2 separate regions of the Homo sapiens genome follow, and region 2 is linked to region 1. A link is a contact called in ENCODE Hi-C or POLR2A ChIA-PET data. All regions are on one chromosome and are shown on one strand. The core of a region is the stretch at or near the end of the contact, and the rest is flanking DNA. Distances in the headings are between cores, read along the strand shown. Region 1 holds the start of COPB1 (coat protein complex I subunit beta 1). Region 2 holds the start of LINC02545 (long intergenic non-protein coding RNA 2545).

Evidence for each region. A loop is a pair of places that touch in the nucleus more often than their neighbours do. ChIA-PET counts read pairs that join two places held with the same protein, here RNA polymerase II (POLR2A). Pooled maps may share reads with other maps.
Region 2: a loop to region 1 is called in a pooled map, with 4 times the contacts of the local background. The contact joins the promoter of LINC02545 here to the promoter of COPB1 in region 1. A Hi-C loop is called at or near these places in 4 of 50 pooled maps. POLR2A ChIA-PET finds 5 or more read pairs at or near these places in 2 of 52 experiments (CD4-positive, alpha-beta T cell and CD8-positive, alpha-beta memory T cell).

The regions. Positions count from the first base shown.
Region 1 is chr11:14,497,408-14,504,319 of GRCh38, forward strand. It overlaps COPB1 (coat protein complex I subunit beta 1), which reads right to left and starts at 2,404. Exons shown (of 22, transcript NM_001144061.2): 1 at 2,300-2,404; 2 at 1,431-1,578. The coding sequence starts at 1,521. RefSeq lists an enhancer at 2,526-2,625.
Region 2 is chr11:13,867,344-13,874,075 of GRCh38, forward strand. It overlaps LINC02545 (long intergenic non-protein coding RNA 2545), which reads right to left and starts at 3,273. Exons shown (of 4, transcript NR_149109.1): 1 at 3,205-3,273; 2 at 1,996-2,047; 3 at 1,294-1,333.

The DNA of each region.
Region 1 (6,912 bases), core at 1,154-3,653:
ACATACAATTGGCAAACAGGCATATGAAAAGGTGCTCAACATCACTGATCATCAGAGAAATGCATATCAAAACTACAATGAGATATCATCTCACCCCAGTTAAAATGGCTTTTATCCAAAAGACAAGCAAAAACAAATGCTGGAGAGGATGTGGAGAAAAGGGAACCCTCGTACACTGTTGGTGGGAATGTAAACTAGTATACCCACTATGGAGAACAGTTTGGAGGGTCCTCAAAAAACTAAAAACAGGGGTACCATACGATTCAGCAATCCGACTACTGGGTATATATCCAAAAGAAAGGAAATGAGTACATCAAAGAGATATCTGGACTCCTATGTTTGTTGCAGCACTGTTTACAACAGTCAAAACTTGAAAGCAACCTAAGTGTCCACCAACAGATAAATGTATAAAGAAAATGTGGTACATATACACAATGGAGTACTATTCAGCCATAAAAAAAGAATGAGATCTTGTCATTTGCAAAAATATGGATGGAACTGGAGGTCATTATGTTACATGAAATAAGTCAGGCATAGAAAGACAAACTTCACATGTTCTCACTTATTTGTGGAAGCTAAAAATCAAAACAAACTCACGGAGACAGAGTAAAAGGATGGTTATCAGAGGTGGGAAGGGTAGTGGTAGGGAAGTGGAGATGGTTAATGGGTACAGAAAAAATGAGTTAGACCCGATATTTGATAGCACACAGGGTAACTACAGTCAATAATAATTTAATTGGACATTTAAAAATAACTGAAAGTGTAACTGGATTGTCACACAGAAGACAAATGCTTGAAGGGATGGATACTCCATTTTTCCATGTGATAATTATGTATTGCATGCCTGTATCAAAGCATTTCATGTACCCCATAAATATATACATCTACTGTGTACCCCCAAAAATTAAACATTACAAAAAGTTCAGAAATATAGTTGTTTTCTTATTTGCAAAAATGCATAAAAAATGAAAAGGTAAACTTTTCTGGAAAATACATGTTTATTCCAGTGTTCACCTAATTGTTTGGGTGGGTAATCCAAAGAACAAAGTTCTTTTGGTTTTACAAGCTAAGTAACATGAAGTTAAGTGCACGATGGAATTAAGATATTCCAATACACATCCTCAACCTGTTGCCTAGAGAAAATAATCAGCCACATTAATATATTGAAGTCTACAAAAATTATGACATTTTGAGGAATATCTAAACTATTACAATTTCTTTAGGTTTACTAAGATAAACTGAGATGTTCTATTTCAAACAACCAATATTTAAAGAAGTTCGCATTTTTAATAAAAGGTCTATCGAAGAGATCCTAGAAAAACTTTAGACAAAAATTAAGCATTTCTAATTATAAAGGAATATGAAATATGAGTTTTTTATTTTTGTTTTTTCTTTTTTCATTTCATTCTCAAAATAATATCGAAGTTTACCTAGATCATTTTTTAAGCTAATTTCAGATGGTGGTTCTGAATCCATTGGCACGTTAATTAACGTGTAGCATACGTTCTCAGCCGCCGTCATGGTTTCTGGTTATATTATAACCAATCCTTGACACAAGATTTAAGGATGCCAGAAAATCTAGAAAAATAAACACAGACATATCATTACAAATTAAAAAAAAAAAACCCACAAACAAGTACCTATAGTGACCTTTTAAAGTATTAGAAAGGGCAGGTCAATCTATATCGTGTTCCCATAAAAATAAATTCTAGTAAAAACCACATTATCAGCTCTGGCATAAGGTATATTATCTATCACTCCCTCATCGCATCCCGGTCCAGTGTTTGAGAATGCTGTATAGCCGAATGAAGGCCCACAGAACAGTGACAGTCCCCCCAGCCACACCCCACAATGTTATGGACCGTATGGTTTTTACACAACACACAATCTGCATGCTCAAGTTAAGAGACCTTGTGCCTGAATACTCTGCCAAAACCCTAAAGCGCTTTATCGCGGTCCTTGGTGGGTTCCGACTCTATGTCCGCGGGTCCCTTAATCAACGCGCTGCACCCCCACCTCGCCCCACCCGCTTCCTCCTCCCCTTCCTCCAGCAAAGCAGCCCTAGGCCTGAAAGGGTACGCCTAGGGGTCTTGGGAGGGAAAAGACCCCCGGCCAATACAAAGGACGGGATGGAGCGTCCGACCCGGAGCTTCCTAGCCCTCCGCCCCCACCCCGACCCGCACCCCCACCCGTACCCCCACCCGGTCCCTTCTGCCAGGCCCAGACGCAAGCGGCCTAGTCGCTCCCCTTCCGCATCTTCCAGCTAGAAAGCCAGTTCTTCCGACTCTGCCCGACCCACCACGCCTCTGGGACTGGGGGCTTGTGGCCCACTACCAGGCTCCGAGGGGCAGTGGTTTGGTGCAGCCGCGGATCCGTCTACTGCGGCTCCGTCTACTCCGGCTATGAACCGCAGCAGCGGCGGCGGCGGCTCCAGAGTCCTTGGCTGACGTGGAAGGGGGTGGGGTAACGACCGAAGCCACAGCCACCTAGCACCTACGGCGACTCAGAGAGGACATGCTTTCTTTGTGCAGCGCTTGCGCGCTGCAAGTATATCCTATTTTCTTCCTCTTCTCTTGTCCAGGGTTTGATTAGGCCGCAGAGCAATGAAACCACGTATTTTCTAGTTTTCCCTGCAAGCCAAGCTCTGAGTTAAGCACTATGCTAATTTAAACGCTAACTGGAAATCGTTCCTTCTTCAGGAACAGTCAAGGGGAGAAAGTGCTTGGAGAGAGGGAAACTTTTACAGGGCTCTGTTCCCGTGAAAAAGAGCTCTGGACTAGAAAGTGGAAACCCAGTAATCCTTTTTCTTGTCCACACCCTAATAAACTGGGAAAGTAACTAATACTATTGGGAAGGTAATTCAGTTATTTTATTAATTATCACTAGATTAAAATCCATTTCAGTTCTTAACATCGCTAGTAGTTTGAATCTGCCTCTCTGCAGGTAGGGCTGGAGTTATTTGAAAATCCAAAGTCACATTGGTATAATTTCTGCTTTTTATTTAATAATGGCCTCTTTCCGTGATCCTTTCTGAGCACCCAGTAGATTAGAAAAAATTTTTATGCATAAAGGGAGACAGTCACTGTTTTAAAGGATTTTACGTATCTCCAAAGACCTGTTACAGCTGCAATCAGCCATAGTACTTTCGGTTTTGCCCATTTGAAGTTCCATAGCACGCCCCGCCCCTACACCTCCCTCTGCCCACAAAAGGGTTTTATGGCCAATTATTAATAACAAAATATCTTAAAGCTTAAGCAAAATACTGCGAATAAAAACAGATCTGACGGCAACTGCCCTAGTTAACAGGTTCATCTCAGGAAGATGGAACACCAATAGTACCTCATTTATGTAGGATCTAGCTCTTTTGAGCTTTCTCTTTTTAGAACCATCAAGCAATCTACAAATTCTTTGAGCACCCAAAATTGTATTCAAAGGCCATGTGTTGACAGCACTTTAAGAGTGCCTCTCTGATTCTGTGCATTCATTTTTTTTAATATTTAATCTTAATGGTAGAGTGACATGAATACAGAGATCCCATATACTCTTTACCTAGTTTCTCCCAATGGTAACATCTTGCATAGTTATAGTACAATATCAATTTCAGGAAATTGACAGACATAATTCACCCAGCCTTGTTCAGACTTCACTAGTTTTACATGTACTCGTTTTTATATTCACTTGTAGACAATTTTATCATGCTTATATGTGTGTAATCACCAACACAGTCGAGACAGAACAGTTCTATCACAAGGATTCTCATGCTGTCCTTTGATAGCCATAGCCACCTCCCACACTAACCTGTGGCAACCACTAATAATTCTCTATGATTTTTATCATCTCAATGTTATATAAATGGAATTATACAATGTAATCTTTTGAGATTGGATTTTTTTACTGAGCATAATTCCCCTGAGATCAATCCCGGGTGTGTGTACAACAGTTTGTTCCTTTTCTGTGTATTCGTTTTTAACATGGAAGTTTTACAAATGCAGTTATCTGGTTTCCAAGCCCACTTAACTTACCAAAAAGTGACAATCTGTCAGCAAGAAATGAGGCCAAAAAAGGTATAAAAACTAGATTTACAGTAAGAAAGCTCAGTTTAGGGCCATCATGGTGTAGGACTTAAACCGTACAGACTTCATTTGCCCCAGAGGTTCATTCTGTTACAGAATAACTTTGAGGTTTCTCATGACCCCAAGTCATTAAGTTCTAAATATGAAAAGGCAAGAAAATGTAATGTTTTACATATTACTTTAGTTAGATCTGAACCTACAATTGTCATTGGCAGTGCATATATTTTTCCATATTCTTAAGTACAAAGCTTTTTGAATGGGTATAAGGACCTTAATATTAACCTCATTAACTCTTCCTGATCTGTTGTAAAATACACTTTGTTTGGGCTGTTTTACTCTAAGATGTAATTATATAATTTTGAATGCCTTTAAATTATAAATGCAGAGCAAAGACCTTGTCATTTTATCAAGGACCATAGAAATTGTGGTATCTAAAAAGTCAAGGCCTAGAGAATAGGGACTTGCCCCAAATCATGTAATGGCCAAACACTGAGTTAGAACTAGGACCTGAATCCTGTCATCTACGTTATTATTTTTATTTTTTTGAGACAAGAGTCTCACTCTGTCACCCAGGCCGGAGTACAGCGGCATGATCATAGCTCACTGCAGCCTCAGACTCTGGACTCAAGTGATTCTCCCACCTCAGCCTCCTGAGTAGCTGGGACCACAGGTGTGTGCCACCACACCAGGCTAAGTTTTAAAAATTTTTGTAGAGATGGGGTCTCACTATATTGCCCAGGCTGGTCTTGAACTGAACTCAAGCAATCCTCCCACCTCGGCCTCTCAAAGTGTTGAGATTACAGGCGTGAGCCAACACACCCAGCCACTGCCTTTTATTCCATGCCAGTTCTTCAGAGCTGCACACATACATGCTCAATAAATTCCAGGTGAATTGAGTATCTTTGTATCAAAGTGACAGGCTTTATAAAACATCATTAGGATTTTACTGTTTGTAATTATTCAACAGACTAAATGGAATATGTGAGTACAACAGACTAAACATGAAAGGGCATCACAATGAACTGTATATACAGTGGGGTTGAGTATTACTGGAGTGGGGAGGACTTTAAGTTCTAAAGTCAGTATATAAGACTAAAAATCACATTGAAAAAATTACTTAAATTGCTCCCAAAGTATAATACAGAATATTTATTTTTTTAGCTGAATACAAGCCAACTAGTGGTTTGTATTTGTGGAACAGGTGCATGTTCCACAATGATAAACATAACAATATCTTTGGTTTTATTTTTTGAGACAGAGTCTCGCTCTGTCACCTGGCCAGGCTGGAGTGCAGTGGCATGATCTCGGCTCACTGCAACCTCTGCCTCCCAGGTTCAAGTGATTCTCCTGCCTCAGCCTCCCGAGTAGCTGGGACTACAGGCGCGTGCTACCATGCCCATTTAATTTTTGTATTTTTAGTAGAGACGGGATTTTGCCATGTTGCCCAGGCTGGTCTCGAACTCTTGACCTCAGGTGATCCACCCGCCTCGGCCTCCCAAAGTGCTGGGATTACAGGTATGAGCCACAATATCTTTAAACAGCAGAATCATTCAGCAAAGACAGAGGCTCACCCAATGGAATGCATGTGGAAGAGAGATCTGCCTAAGCAAAGGGCAGATTATTATATTTCCCACTTATGCTCCCTCCCCAGACTAAATACCCATTGAGTGTAGAGGCAGGTGGGAGTTCCTGAGTTCACTATTTTGTGTGTGTGTGTGTGTGTGTGTGTGTGTGTATGTGTGTGGAAAGTTACATGTGCTTGATGCAACTCCACTGTAGGTCAAATAGCCACATGGTACTTGCGTCTAACTCCCAAGCTTGCATGGTAGATTCCTGAGGCTACTGCTGGAGAAACTGACATCTCTCACATTCCAGTACTTAGACATCTTTCCCTTAATAAGGCTCCCAGAGCTACTTTTACCATTCTCTAAGAAATCAGGGGGATTTAAACCTACTAAGGCTTTTGAAGATTTGGGAAAGTTGGGGGGAAAAAATAAACTATGAATTTTAGAGTTTAAAAGGTGTTATCACATAAATTCTCCCTTTTAACCCTCACTATAATTCTCCAAAGGGTTTCCTTAAAAAAGAGCTAAGTAACTTGCCCAAAGCCAATAGCAGCTAATTAGAATTAGGTCTAAAATGGGTTACTATCTATAAATGAATTTTTCTTCAGAAAGATGTATTATCTCAGAAAATAAAATAACTCCTCTAGATGTCAGCAGCCAAATTTTGGATTATGGTTTTTGTCTTTTTTTTTTTTTTTTTTTTTTGAGACAGAGTCTCGCTCCAGGCTGGAGTGCAGTGGCGCGATCTTGGCTCACTGCAAGCTCCGCCTCCCGCGTTCACGCCATTCTCCTGCCTCAGCCTCTCCGAGTAGCTGGGACTACAGGCACCCTCCACCATGCCCGGCTAATTTTTTGTATTTTCAGTAGAGACGGGGTTTCACCGTGGTCTCGATCTCCCGATCTCGTGATCCGCCTGCCTCGGCCTCCCAAAGTGCTGGGATTACAAGCGTGAGCCACCGCGCCTGGCCGGATTATGGGTTTTTAAAAATTAAATTAAATTAAAATTTTTTTTGAGATGGAGTTTCACTCTTGTTGCCCAGGCTAGAGTGCAATGGCACGATCTTGGCTCACTGCAACCTCTGCCTCCTGGGTTCAAGCGATTCTCCTGCCCCAGCCTCCTGAGTAGCTAGGATTACATGCATGTGCCACCACACCCAGCTAATTGTTTTGTATTTTTAGTAGAGATGAGGTTTCTCCATGTTGGTCAGGCTGGTCTGGAACTCCCGACCTCAAGTGATCCGCCCACCTCAGCCTCCCAAAGTGCTGGGATTACA
Region 2 (6,732 bases), core at 2,023-4,522, 630 kb before region 1:
GGAGTTCACTCATGATTTGGCTCTCTGTTTGTCTGTTGTTGGTGTATAAGGATGCTTGTGATTTTTGTACATTGATTTTGTATCCTGAGACTTTGCTGAAGTTGCTTATCAGCTTAAGGAGATTTTGGGCTGAGACGATGGGGTTTTCTAGATAAACAATCATGTCGTCTGCAAACAGGGACAATTTGACTTCCTCTTTTCCTAATTGAATACCCTTTATTTCCTTCTCCTGCCTGATTGCCCTGGCCAGAGCTTCCAACACTATGTTGAATAGGAGTGGTGAGAGAGGGCATCCTTGTCTTGCACCAGTTTTCAAAGGGAATGCTTCCAGTTTTTGCCCATTCAGTATGATATTGGCTGTGGGTTTGTCATAAATAGCTCTTATTATTTTGAGATACATCCCATCGATACCTAATTTATTGAGAGTTTTTAAAATAAATAAGAAATAAATAAATAAAGGTGAAAAAAACTACACACTAGTAACTCTTATGAACATAGTTGCGAAATTTCTCAACACACTATTAGCAAATGGAACCCAACAATTTACTTAACAATATTGCACAGCTAATTGAGCTTTATTCCAGGTATGAAAGTATGCATGGCAGGTCCAATATTAGTTAATCAATCAATGGAATTTGGCACATTAACAAACTGAAACAGAAATCATAAGATCATATCAATATATACAGGAAAAGCACTGACAAAATTTAGCACCCATTTATGATTAAAAAAACAAACAAAAATTTAAAAAAAGTCTCTCAGAAATCTAGGGCCAGGGGGACCTTGTTCAACTTGATAAAATACCCTATAGCTACCATCATACCTATGGTGAGCAACTGGATGTATTTCTCCTAATATCAGCAATAGTGCGATAATGTCTTCTCTTACTTCTCCTAGTCAATACTATGCTGGAGTATCTAGTTAGTGCATTAAGGTAAGAAAAGAAAAGAAAACTCAGTTTACATGCTTGATGTTCTTCTCAAACACCCATGAAATCAGTCTAATTATGAGAAAAACATCAGGCACATGCTAATGGAGTAATATTCTATAAAACATTTGAAGATTACTCAATACTATTGAGGTAATCAAAAACAATGCCAGAGAAAAGTATAGCCAAGAAAAGCCCAAGAAGACATGACTATTTCATGTAATGTGGTAACTTAGATGATATTCTGGAACAGAGAAAGGATACGAAGAAAAAACTAAGCAAAGCTAAATAAACTATAGCCTTTAGTTAAAAAAAATAAACAAGTCATATTTTATATATATGCTGTTACTTATATTTTATAATACCTGGCTGGTGCTTAGCCTTGCCTCTCTGAAAATCTTGGTTCTAGAAGTGCATAAAAGGAAAGAGAGGATCTTTTTTAAAATTTATTTTATCATTCTAAGTATTATTATTATTATTATTAAGAGACAGGGTCTCACTTTGTCACCCAGGCTGAAGTGCAGTGGTGTGATTATAGCTCACTGCAACCTCAGACTCCTGGGCTCAAGTGATCCTCCTGCCTCAACCTTCCAAAGCACTGGGATTACAGGAGTGAGCCAACACACCTAAGAGGATCTTTTCTACCTAAATTTATGCTAGTCAACAGTATAAGCAGTAACAAACTTTAAACCAAATAGAATGAAAAAAAACCACAAAAACTCCAGAGCTTAGGTAAGGAAATTCTTATCTAAGTGGGTTGGCTTAGCTAGCATGAATTCTGCCTAAAATCCCAACACTTCCCACATTTCCACCTCAAGTATTGCAGCCTGTGCCCTCAGGGTAACAGATCATCAAAGCTGTGTTTTTGCTCTTCACTTTCTCTTCTCTGTGTGTATTGACTCATCTTTTACCACTTCCACAACCCCACTACTCAGCCCTGATGCTCTAATATATCAAAGCCAAGTTTATAATCAAAGAATCATACAACTACCATTGACATCATGACCCACGTTAGTATCTGTTTTTCAGGAAGTGTTGAGATCAAAGAAGTAGATATGTTTGGTCACCTCCCAGCTCAGAAAAATCTCCAAATTCACGGAAGCCCTGCAGTAAAAAAGCCTGTTTAAGTTAATTTAATGCCTACATGACCAGATTTATTTTGACAGAATACACCCTCTTCCACACCCACCCAGCATTTGTTGTTTTTTTTCTAGTTAAGGGACACTAGCCTTCTTTGGAACACAATTTGGAAAATGTGAACGTCCCCTGTCTGGTACATGGCTCTATCTCTTCTACATTCTTGGTTTTCTAAGAAAAGCTGCCCAGGATCTCTTACCCTACTGTACTCCCCTAAATTTTCTATTTTAGGAAATACAGTGTTATAACAAAAACAGTCAGAATATGGACTGTGATGATCTTTGCCAAATACAGAGTCATCTCATTAAACCTCAGAGGTAGTGCCTCAGTAGGGCCTGAGAATGTGGCACTATAAAATTTTCACTTAACATTAAAACACCCAAAAAATATCTGGGGTAAGAGCAGATGTCTTTTTGTTTTGTGCAATAGCTTATATGGAAACCTACTTATAGGTGGGCCATTGTTTGCAATATTTTATTTAAATAAATTTGTTGTTTGGGACACTACCTTTTAATATACTCTCTTTCATAAACTAAGTTTGGTCTTCTGGAAATGCTGTATAATATTGAGAATAATTTACATCCAGGAAAAATGTCTTGTTTGAAGAACCTCGAGTGACTTCTCATTTCAAAATATATCAAGTTGTTTATTCTTAAAGGCTCAAAGGAATCTGACCATGTGTATTAGTCCATTTTCATACTGCTATGAAGAAATACCCAGGACTAGGCAATTTATAAAGAAAAAGGGGTTTAATGGACTCACAGTTCCATATGGCTGGAGAGGCCTCACAATCATGGCAGAAGGTGAATGAGGAACAAAGTGACATCTTACATGGTGGCAGGCAAGAGAGCATGTACAGAGGAACTGCCCTTTATAAAACCATCAGATCTTGTGAGACTTATTCACTATCATGGTAACAGCAGGGAAAAACTTGCCCCCATGATTCAATTACCTCCCACAAGGTCCCTCCTGCAACATTTGGTGATTATGGGAGCTACCGTTCAAGATGAAATTTGGGTGGGGACACAGCCAAACCATATCACCCTGGCTCTATTCAGAGCCTACAGAGGAGGTCCAAACTTTAAATATTCATTTATGCAGTCTGTTATTTAGTTGGTAAATACTTATGGGACACCTACTTTGTGCCAGACTCTGTTCCAGATGTTGGAGATAACATGGCAAACAAAGAAAGAAAAAGGCCCATGACCTCTTGGATCTTACACTCTGCTGGAAAGAAACAGGGCTTACATAAGTGAGAGCATGTCAGAGCATAATAAATGCTATGAAGGAAAGAAAGTGGGGTAAAGGGAAAGAGGGTGACTTACGGAGGCACGAGAAGAAGGGCCTCTCTGGAGAGGTGACATTTGAATGAATTGAAGGAGCCAGCCATGGGAGAGAAAAAGATCACAGACAGAAGGAGAAGCTAATGACAAAGCCCTGAGGTGGGAGCAAGCTCGGGATTTTCCAGGTTTAGAAAGAATGCTGTGTACTTCTATGTGGCATGGGGGACGAGAGCCTGGGGACAGAGTTAGACAGGAGGTCAGGGACCAGACCATGTGAGGTCTTGAAGGCCAGAGTAAGGAGCTGCAGTTTATTCCAGGGACAATGGGAAGCCATTGGAGAGTTGTATCAGGGGAGTGATATTATCTGATTTATAGATCACCAGTCTACACCAGCACTGAAATGACTTTTGGCAGCATTTTATTTTGAGACTTGACACTACCTATTCCCACCCATATCCCCGTCAACCTTGGCTGAACCTCCAAGCTCAAGTGCCTGCATCACCATCCTCTTCTGGGCCCTTGTCTCCTCATATTCCATTCTTTTTTTTCAAAATGTTTCCACCCTGCCTCCTAGAACCCCACATTCTAGAGTAACTGCCCCCCTTTCTTCTCGACATCTTCACTATCTACTGTTTTCATCTTCTTGTGTTAACTAGAAGCTTGTCCTCCCTTTTGGGTGCCTCCTGGCTTTGTTCCTCCTTTGAGTTACCTATTTGTTCTCCTAAGGGCATGAGGTGGAAGGTGGACACTCTCCCTCCTCCACCCAGCTGCTTCCGTGCACTTCTGCCTCCCTCTTGCCCTCTGTGATGATGCTCCATTTTTGTTTACAGCACATCCCTTGGATAGTTCCTTCCAAGTCATCTCTGCTGGTTCATTTTCCTTTGCCTGCCCCTTATATTTTGGGATGGTAGAACGCTTTCCTGGACTCCCTTTCCTTCTTACTTTACACACCTTTCCTTGGTTATCAATTCCTCCCCCAGTCCCATGAATTCAATCTTCATCTATAACCCGAAGGTGTTGGAATCCATATTTCCAGTTCAGACTTCTTTCTCAAGTTGCAGACTCTTTTTGTTTGTGTGTTTTTGGAGATGGAGTCTCACTGTGTTTCCCAGGCTGGAATGCAGTGGCCTGTTCTTGGCTCACTGCAAACTTCACCTCCGGGTTCAAGTAATTCTTGTGCCTCAGCCTCCCCCAAGAAGCTGAGATTACAGGCATGTGCCACCATGCCGAGCTAATTTTTGTATTTTTAGTAGAGGTAGGGTTTTGCCATATTGGCCAAGCTGGTCTTGAACTTCTGGCCTCAAGAAATCTGCCTGCCTCACCCTCCCAAAGTGCTCGGATTACAGGCATGAGCCACTGTGCCCATCCAATGTTACATACATTTATAGGTAGTATATCACAAGCTCCTTGGAAGAGGGACAATATTCTGCTCTTACTTGTAGCACTCATAGCATGCATTGGGCTTCATATATAGTATGCACTTAGTAAATATTTGTTGGGAAAAATGGATGGAGAAAACATATGTCACCTGCTACCTAACCTTGTTGTCATCCACTGATCTCTGTTTCTCCTCATCATTCACTGAGGGCTTAAGCTCTCCACACCACTCCTGACATTAGCAATAATTCTGTTAATATCAACATCTGTGGAGAAGATGCAGCCAACAACTGACCTCAGGTTTTCAGCTCCTCCCTCCCATGATGAATTTCTCTACCGTGCTTCAGTTTCCAACTCCCATGAGATGCCTCTGTCTAGATTGTGTCATCACAAATAGGTACACCTCCTTCTAAAATCTCAGTTCCATGCCCCACCCCCATCACCTCCTGCCAACCTCCTAAAGCCCAGGCTGTAACCATCCTTCATCCTCACTTGGACCTTCAATCTATAGGTCCTTTTTTACCCCTCATGTCCTCCTCTTCCTCCCTATCCACCTTACAGTTCATCATTATCATTGATCCCTTTCAGTTTCAGTGATAGCCCAGGCAAGTGCCAGGTCCTGAAAATCGGGCAGGGAAGAAAAGGCAACCTGGCTATGCACTCCCAGAATTTATAGTCTAGTGGGGGGATAGATATTAAAAACGTGAGGAAACATATAGATGTATGATTAAAAATTATGAGAAGAGCTTTGAAGGGAATGTACAGGAGGCAATGAGTTTGCATAATAGGCTTATCTAATTCAGTCTCAGGAGATGGAGAAGTCTTCCCTGAAGAATATTAAAAGAAACTCCTTGGGAAAAAAAAGAAAAGGAAAAGCATTTCTGTAGTTTAAATGTTGATTTTTAATTATTTCAAAAATCTGCTCAACTTTTACCTAGGAGAAGCACTAACAATGATTTCTAAAGATCTCAATACTCTGCTCTTTCCTGTACCCTCCTGGGCATATCGCTTCTTAGACGTTTCCCATTGTCTGTATTTTCTGTCTGCCTCTCCTTCTGCCTCGGGGTGCTTCTGAGGCTTCTAGAGCCAAATGATCAAAATAGATAAGTTTATGGAAAACCCTGGAAACAATTGTTACTTTTCCTACCAAGTGCAACACAGAGACATTATGTTCCACATTTGCTAAATAAAATAAAAGTCAACACTTTGAACGTTGCTATTAAAAGCTGCGCATTGGCTCGCTGGCCCTCTCCCCATGTCTTTCTGGGGCTGACTGTCCTATTTGTCCTTCACCAGTAGGCGGCTCAAGCCTGCCCCAGAATCCGGGAACCTGGCCCTATGCAAGAGCTCTCTTCACCTGACCTGTCTCCGGTCACAATCTGACAGTTTAATGTCTGAGTCACTCAGTTTTCTTTCCTCTCTGGCAAGGACATGCTGGGTTTATTACACGGTGCTATTGTTCCTGTTTTATGCCTGTAAAGCCCATCCCACTGCACCAGGGAATAAATCATCCCCTTGTCGTTGGCCCGAACGAATTATAACTGCTCTCTGGGGCCCAGGGCAGACCCCTGCTGAGGTCCAGCTCTCCAAGAAAAGAAGCGCCTGAGTCCTCTGAGCTGCTACGTCCTTCTTCCCACTCATTGGCCATAGGTCTGTATCTTCCCTTTAGCAGCCCTCTGGGCACCTGACTCCTTTGAACAAGGAGCAAAGTGACCAGAACAGATAAAGAGGCTGTTGGAAGAACAAGATAAAATTATTAACTTTCCTAGAATTCAGACCTTAAAGAATAGAGAAGGTCTTTGAACCATTTACTCCTCATTCTTGAATAAGGATCCTTTAGAAGGCATTTAGATCAGTTAACAAGGTAAACAAATGTGTGTGTGTGTGTGCATATGTGTGTGTGTGTGTGAGAGAGAGAGAGAGAGAGAGAGAGAGAGAGAGAGAGAGAAACAGTGCAGGGATCAAGGAAACTGGAGAACTGTCTTGAATTTCAGCCACTGGGAGACC